Regions from separate parts of the Mus musculus genome. Here region 2 is linked to region 1. The links are chromatin contacts, found by Hi-C or POLR2A ChIA-PET in ENCODE. All regions are on one chromosome and are shown on one strand. The core of a region is the stretch at or near the end of the contact, and the rest is flanking DNA. Distances in the headings are between cores, read along the strand shown.

Evidence for each region. A loop is a pair of places that touch in the nucleus more often than their neighbours do. ChIA-PET counts read pairs that join two places held with the same protein, here RNA polymerase II (POLR2A).
Region 2: a loop to region 1 is called in a map of gastrocnemius, with 2.3 times the contacts of the local background. The contact joins the promoter of Mafa here to the enhancer-like site in region 1. A Hi-C loop is called at or near these places in 2 of 37 maps with a recorded cell type or tissue (both gastrocnemius). POLR2A ChIA-PET finds 5 or more read pairs at or near these places in 2 of 5 experiments (both embryonic stem cell).

Annotation. Positions count from the first base shown.
Region 1 is chr15:75,781,328-75,784,377 of GRCm38, forward strand. All of the region lies in intron 5 of Zc3h3 (zinc finger CCCH type containing 3), which reads right to left. Among named protein-coding and RNA genes, the nearest start is that of Gm23747, 23 kb to the left of the region's middle. Within about 2 kb of position 1,467, at least 1 of the 3 ENCODE cell types and tissues checked has a DNase peak (open chromatin) inside an H3K27ac peak, as active enhancers do; it is gastrocnemius, where a contact is called at or near this core.
Region 2 is chr15:75,746,712-75,749,761 of GRCm38, forward strand. It overlaps Mafa (v-maf musculoaponeurotic fibrosarcoma oncogene family, protein A (avian)), which reads right to left and starts at 1,610. Exons shown (of 1, transcript NM_194350.2): 1 at 1-1,610. The coding sequence starts at 1,211. The coding sequence ends at 132.

The DNA.
Region 1 (3,050 bases), core at 217-2,716:
GCCCTGCTCCTTCATGAGAACACTGGTGATCTGTTCCAGAGCATTCCTCAGTCTACCCCAGATCCACCCAGCCCGACATGCCTCACTGGTTTAAACTCAGACCCTCTCCCCTGGAAACCCTGTAAGCTACGTGGCCCTGAGAGCTCCCTACACTCTTAACATTCTCCCTAGGCAGGGGTGGGTCGTCTGCTGAACCTTGATACCTTAGGAACTTTGGGCCTAAGACAAGCCCAGGCCTGTGAGGGAAATATGCCTGCTGCTAAGAACTACCTGGGGTATCTGCTGAATGAGCTGTGAGGCTGGGTATTACCCTCCTGGGATTTTGTGGGACTCTTTGGCCAGAGGTTGTCCTATCTTAATCGCGGTGCCCTTGAGTTTGCAAAGGGCATCCGTGGGGTCCTAGTGGGAAGCAGAGGCCCTGTTGAATAACTGCCAGCTCAGGAAGTTGGGGCATGGCTGAGAACCTCAAAGTAGGTACAGGAGCTGAGGGCACAGGGAAGACTGCAGGGCCTGAGGAGGAAGCAAGCCGGGGGAAGGAAGGAAGGATGGTAAGGCTTTCAGGGCACGCGGAGGCAAAGAATTTAAGGTGGCCTCTATTTCCAGTGAAGGACACCTGTCCTTAGGGTGGCAATGGAGTACTGTCCAGGTGGCACAGACACACACTCACACCTGCCAGTCTTTGTAACCAGTGACGTGCAATGTGATAGTCTGTCAATGAGCACTGGTTCCCGGGCTGTCGCCCAGGCTGCTGGTAGCACTGGCACCATCTGCTCCCAGACAGGGACACGGGGGCGTCACATGCCACCTGTCAGGACTTGGTAGGGAGCAGCTTTCTCGTCTTTCCACTTTCTGCTTTTAAAAACACATCAGCGTGGGGTTCACGGTGGGAGTTTTGACAAGGATAGGAGGCACCTTTCCAAATGCTTTGCAGTGTTAAAAATGCACATAAAGTAGCTGGCTTGAAAAGAAGCAACCAGAGGTGCAAAAAGCATAGCCCTGACCTGGGAGCACAAGGTGCTGCCTCTGCTGTGCACTCTGGAGCACTTTCACTTCCTGGAGCTTCCCAAAATAAACCCTGGCTCCCTCCAGCTCTACCCTTGCTTAGTGCCCTGTCTGTTCCCTGGTCCTCAAAGGGAGCTCATCTTTCTGAGAGGTCAGAGCCTCCTCAGCACGTGGCTATCACTCTGGCAGAGCCCATCAGGCAAACAAGGGACTGAGCTCAGGTGCTTGCCTGAGCTCCACTGCAGAGCTGACCAGTTACTCCCAGGAGGTTAGAGCAAGGGCCTCCTAAAGCCCAGGTCTACTTGGCTGAGGCCTGCCGGGTCCAGGCAGGGCACATTCAACCAAAGCACCTAGAGCTGCGGTCTTGGAAAGAAAACCAAAGCGGCAGAAGAACTAACTGTCAGTAGGAACAGCATGTGAGCAGGGGCTCCATGACTGGCAGCTCTGCACCCCTGGAGTGCAGCTGGCATGGCTTCCCCACATGCCCCTCTGTGTAACCTCCTGGTACTCAGGAAGGAGAAGGTAGGCCACAAAAAGTAGCTACAGGAGGCGAGGGGTTGTGGCACATGCTTTTAATCTCAGGACTCAGGAGGCAGAGGCAGGTGGATCTCTGTGAGTCTGAGGCCTGAGTTCCAAGGCCTCCAGATCTACATAATAAAAGAACCCTGTCTCAAAAACAAACAGAAGAGAAAATTACAGATACACCCCTTGCCCACAAACATGTAAGTAGCTAGTCAGCAGCAAAAAATACACAGCACACCTGCCTCTCTTTGGCCTGAGGGCCCTGCCAGGACTAGCCTGAGACTGGACTTCTGTCCCTCATGAAAGGACTGTCAGGCTCTTTGTGCCCTCAGCAAGTCCAGCTAACCAAGGACACAGGTCCCAGGCCTAATTGCAGGGCAACGGTGCAGGAACTGAGCCATCTGAGTAGCAGGTAAACCCGGGAAGGTGGGCTGAACTTCAGAAAGCCAAGAAAGCCATGGCCGATGCTGACTCTGTCCTTGAGGGCCTGGAGGGGGGCCAGGAGAGGAGTCAGTGCCCCATCCCTCCTGTGAAGGGTTGTACTTTCTTGTTGAAGTCAAAGGTTTGCTGACACTAGGGAAGGAAATTTATTTCTTTAATTATGACTACTGTAAGTGGGCCAGTCAGCGGTAGTGCACAGTTGGGAGCAATATACCTTCTTCACTGTGGGGTGGGGGTCATGTTGAGGGGGGCTTGTCTGGGCATCAGGTGCTACCCAGCCCACAGATCATCTTCCCTGGCTCAGAAGGAAGGGTGTGGTTTTGTCGAGCTCTCTCTCTCATCCCAAACTGAGTAGGGAAAAGCCAAGCCCCAGAAGGGTCCCAGAGTGGCTGCCCAGGGTTAGTTGGTAAGTCAGGGACGGTGAAAGTCCTGACGGCAGCAGGTTGAGGCCTTGGCTAGAGCAGAGACAGGAACAGAGATAGCGGTAGAGAGGCCGGCTGGGACTCCCAGCCTGCTCTCAACACATTTCCTTAGGTAACTGGTTGAATGGAGGTAGGCTCTGGGTGGCTGCTAGCGTACTGGTGGAATAAGGCTCCAAGGGCTTGTGAGAACACAGATTCTTTCATCATTCGGTCCATAGCAAAGAAAGGGGGCAAAAAGGACAGGCCCAGAGGAACTGTTCACAGCACAGTGATATGGACGACACTTTGAGTGTGGGAGACAGAAAGGCAGAGTCTACAGAACTCAGCGCTTGGCCCCTAGGTCACAGGAACAGACAGCTTCCCAATGAGAAGTAAAAGGGAAGCAGCCCAGTCCTCTTTGTAGCTTAGAATCCACCATCTCCCAATGAAGGACACTTGACTATGAGAGGCCAAACCTAGCACTGCCACCTGCCCTGCCAGAATTTACATCTCTCATTTCCACCTTCCCCAGGTTTGAGGGATACAAGAAGCTCAGGTGGCTGTTATAGCTCCAGGCCCTACTGACATAGTGTAAATCAAGACACAGCACAAGATGGCTAGTGCCAGGATCTGAGGACAGGACCATGTGACTATATGGTGATGGTGGTCACTCCAGGAAGATGA
Region 2 (3,050 bases), core at 360-2,859, 34 kb before region 1:
GCGGACAGGAGGACCCCGGCAGCTGCGGCTGCACCGCCGGAGCGCGCGTCCCGGGCCTCAGAGTCTGAACCGAGACCGGGGCGGCCTGCGCAAACTTGTCCCCGGCCGTGGCGAGGCCCAGGGTCCGGCACTCACAGAAAGAAGTCGGGTGCGCCTTTGGCCGCCCCGGGGCCAGCCTGCGCTGGCGAGGGCTCCCGAGGGAAGCCGGCCCCGCCCGCGCCCCCGGGGCCGCCCCGGCCCGCCAACTTCTCGTATTTCTCCTTGTACAGGTCCCGCTCCTTGGCCAGACGCCCCACCTCCAGCTTCAGCTGCTCCACCTGGCTCTGGAGCTGGCACTTCTCGCTCTCCAGAATGTGCCGCTGCTGCACCCGCTTGAAGCGGCACGACTGCGCGTAGCCGCGGTTCTTGAGCGTGCGCCGCTTCTGTTTCAGTCGGATGACCTCCTCCTTGCTGAAGCCGCGGAGCTGCCGGTTCAGCTCCCGCACGGACATGGATACCAGCTGGTCGTCGGAGAAGCGCTCCTCCAAGCGCACGTGGTGGCCTGCGCCGCCTCCGCCGTGACCCGCGCCTCCGCCGTGGTGGCCAGAGCCTCCGTGGTGGTGATGGTGGTGATGGTGATGGTGGGCAGAGTGATGATGGTGGGCAGTGTGGTGTGCGCCGTGGTGGTGGCCGGCACCCATGTCGTCCGCGCCGCCGCCGCCCGCGAAGCTCTGACCCCGGAAGGCCTCATAGGCCGCAGCAGCCGCCGGGTGATGCGCGCCGTGGTGCGCGCCGTGGTGGCCGCTGCCGATGAGCGCCTCCACCGCGTCCTCCGGCGTCAGGTTGAGCGCCTCGGGGTTCAGGTGGTGCTGGTACCCGCTCATCCAGTACAGATCCTCCAGCACCGCTTTTCCTGAGGCGCCCCCGACAGTGCCGGGGCCTCCACTCGGCGGCCCCGGGGCGCCCCCGGCCTGAGCCGCGCTGCCCCCGCCGCCCGCGCCGCCGCCTGTGCCCGGGCTGGGTGCGCAGAAGCTGGGCGAAGAGGGCACCGAGGAGCAGGGCGTGCTGAGGGGCGTCGAGGACAGCGAGCCGGGCGGCAGGCGGTGGCAGAAGCGCTCGGCCTCGGGCGGCTCCTTCTTCACCTCGAACTTCATCAGGTCGAAGTCGTTGACGTACTCGATGGCCAGTGGGCTGCTGGGCAGCTCTGCGCCCATCGCCAGCTCCGCGGCCATCGCCCGGGGCCCCAGCCCCGCCGCCGCGCCCGGCCGCGCCCCGACGGGCGGCGGGGGAGCGTGGGGGGAGCCGCGGGCCTCTCTCCCCCTAGCTCCCCCCCGGGCCGCGGTGGGCTCAGGCTCTGGTCGCGCCGCCGAAGGGCGCAGCAGCAAAAGTTTCCTGCTGTCAACTCTGGGCTGTGCTCAGGGGACGCCGCCGGCCAGGCCTCTCGGGTGGCCCCCCGGCCCGCTACGAGCGGGCGCAGGGCCCCCAATCCTGCCCTCCTCCTCCTTCTGTTCCTCCGCGGTCCTGGCCTGGAGGGTGCAGAGGCCGCGCCCCGGGCTCAGCCGCGCTCCGGGCTCTCCCGCCCGGCCCCGCCCCGCGCCCCACCCGCGCTGCCGGCCGGCCCCGCCTCCCTCGGCCCGGCGCAGAGCCGCACAAGCCTTTATAGAGACGCGCTTCTGGGCCCGCCTCCCCAGGTGGGGGCCGACGCCCCCGGGCCAATCGGAGCCCCAGACCTGCCGCCCTCATTTGCCTATCCCCATGGCAACCCGGAGCCCAGCTGTCAATCTCCTGCGGGAAACAGCTGTGGGAAGGGGTGGGGAAGGGCCGTCGGCAAGAGGAGTGGGCAGGGCCCCCTGGTGGCCGCCGCATGGGACTGCACAGCAGAGGGCGCGAGACCAAGTGGCAGATTCTGAGGTTCCAGGATCGTAAAGCCAGAGAGTGCAGGGAAGCTGAGGAGGCCCTCGTCCAGGGTACTCCTTCGGTGTCTCAGATCCATTAGGTGGTCTAGCTGGCTGTGTCCCGCACCAGGCCCAAGTGGCCTGGAGTCTCCAGAATGGGGACCTCTAACTATCCTGACACCGGTGACTCCCGAGCTGCCCGGGAGCGCCAGCTATTTTTATCCTGTGGTTGGGATGGGTTCAGGAATTCAGTCAACAAAGTTGCTGGCACCTCGGGCGGCGGGATGCACGGTGGAACCGCAGGCCTCTGAGCGTTGTGGTAGGTGGAGTGGGACAGACGCCTGTGGCCACCACGGGGCTAGAGGAGCAGGTCTCGGGTACTCCCTGCGTAGAGAACCCATTTCTCTGAATTGAATTCATGGGGCTGATGGGTCTGGACGCCTGCAGAAATGCCCACAAGGAATCTCAGACCCAGCTGCCCACCAGGGCGGTTTGGAGGAGCCTTGCTGGGTGGGGGCAAGTTGGAGTGACAAGTGGCAAGCAGATTGCCACCGTCACACTTGCTGAATGTCTCTACACACCTAGTAGGAGGCCGCTTCCGAGCAAAAGAAAGCCACAAGGACAACAGGGAGGGTGGGTGACAAGATGTGAGTTCTGTGACACCCTCCCCTCCCCTCCCTCCTCCAGAATTCCAGATCCCAACCGAAGATAGAAAGGGCGTGCATTCACGAACAACAGCTGGATGTGACCCAGAGTGCGGTTTTCTCCTCTCTGTTATCTATAATCTTATATGCCGTTGACTATTAAAAATAATAGACGGGCAATGGTGGTGCAGGCCTTTAGCCCCAGCTCTCCCAAGACAGGAAGATTTCTGGGAGTTCAAGGCCAGCCTGGTCTACAGAGCAAGTCCCAGGACAGCCAAGTCTGCACAGAGAAATCTTGCCTCGAAAAACTAAAAATCAATCAATCAGTCAATCAATCAATCAATCAATCAATCGATTCTTAAATATAAACCATTTGTGCACAAGGTGGAAAAAGTTTGAAAGGGTATTCACAGGATACCTATCCAGGATGTCATGGTGCCAAGGGCTTTGCCTACTCCCTCTACAGGTGCCTGCTATTTCACAGGGGATGCCTGGCAGCTAGGAGCAAATAGCTCCCAGCTCCTTCCCTCAG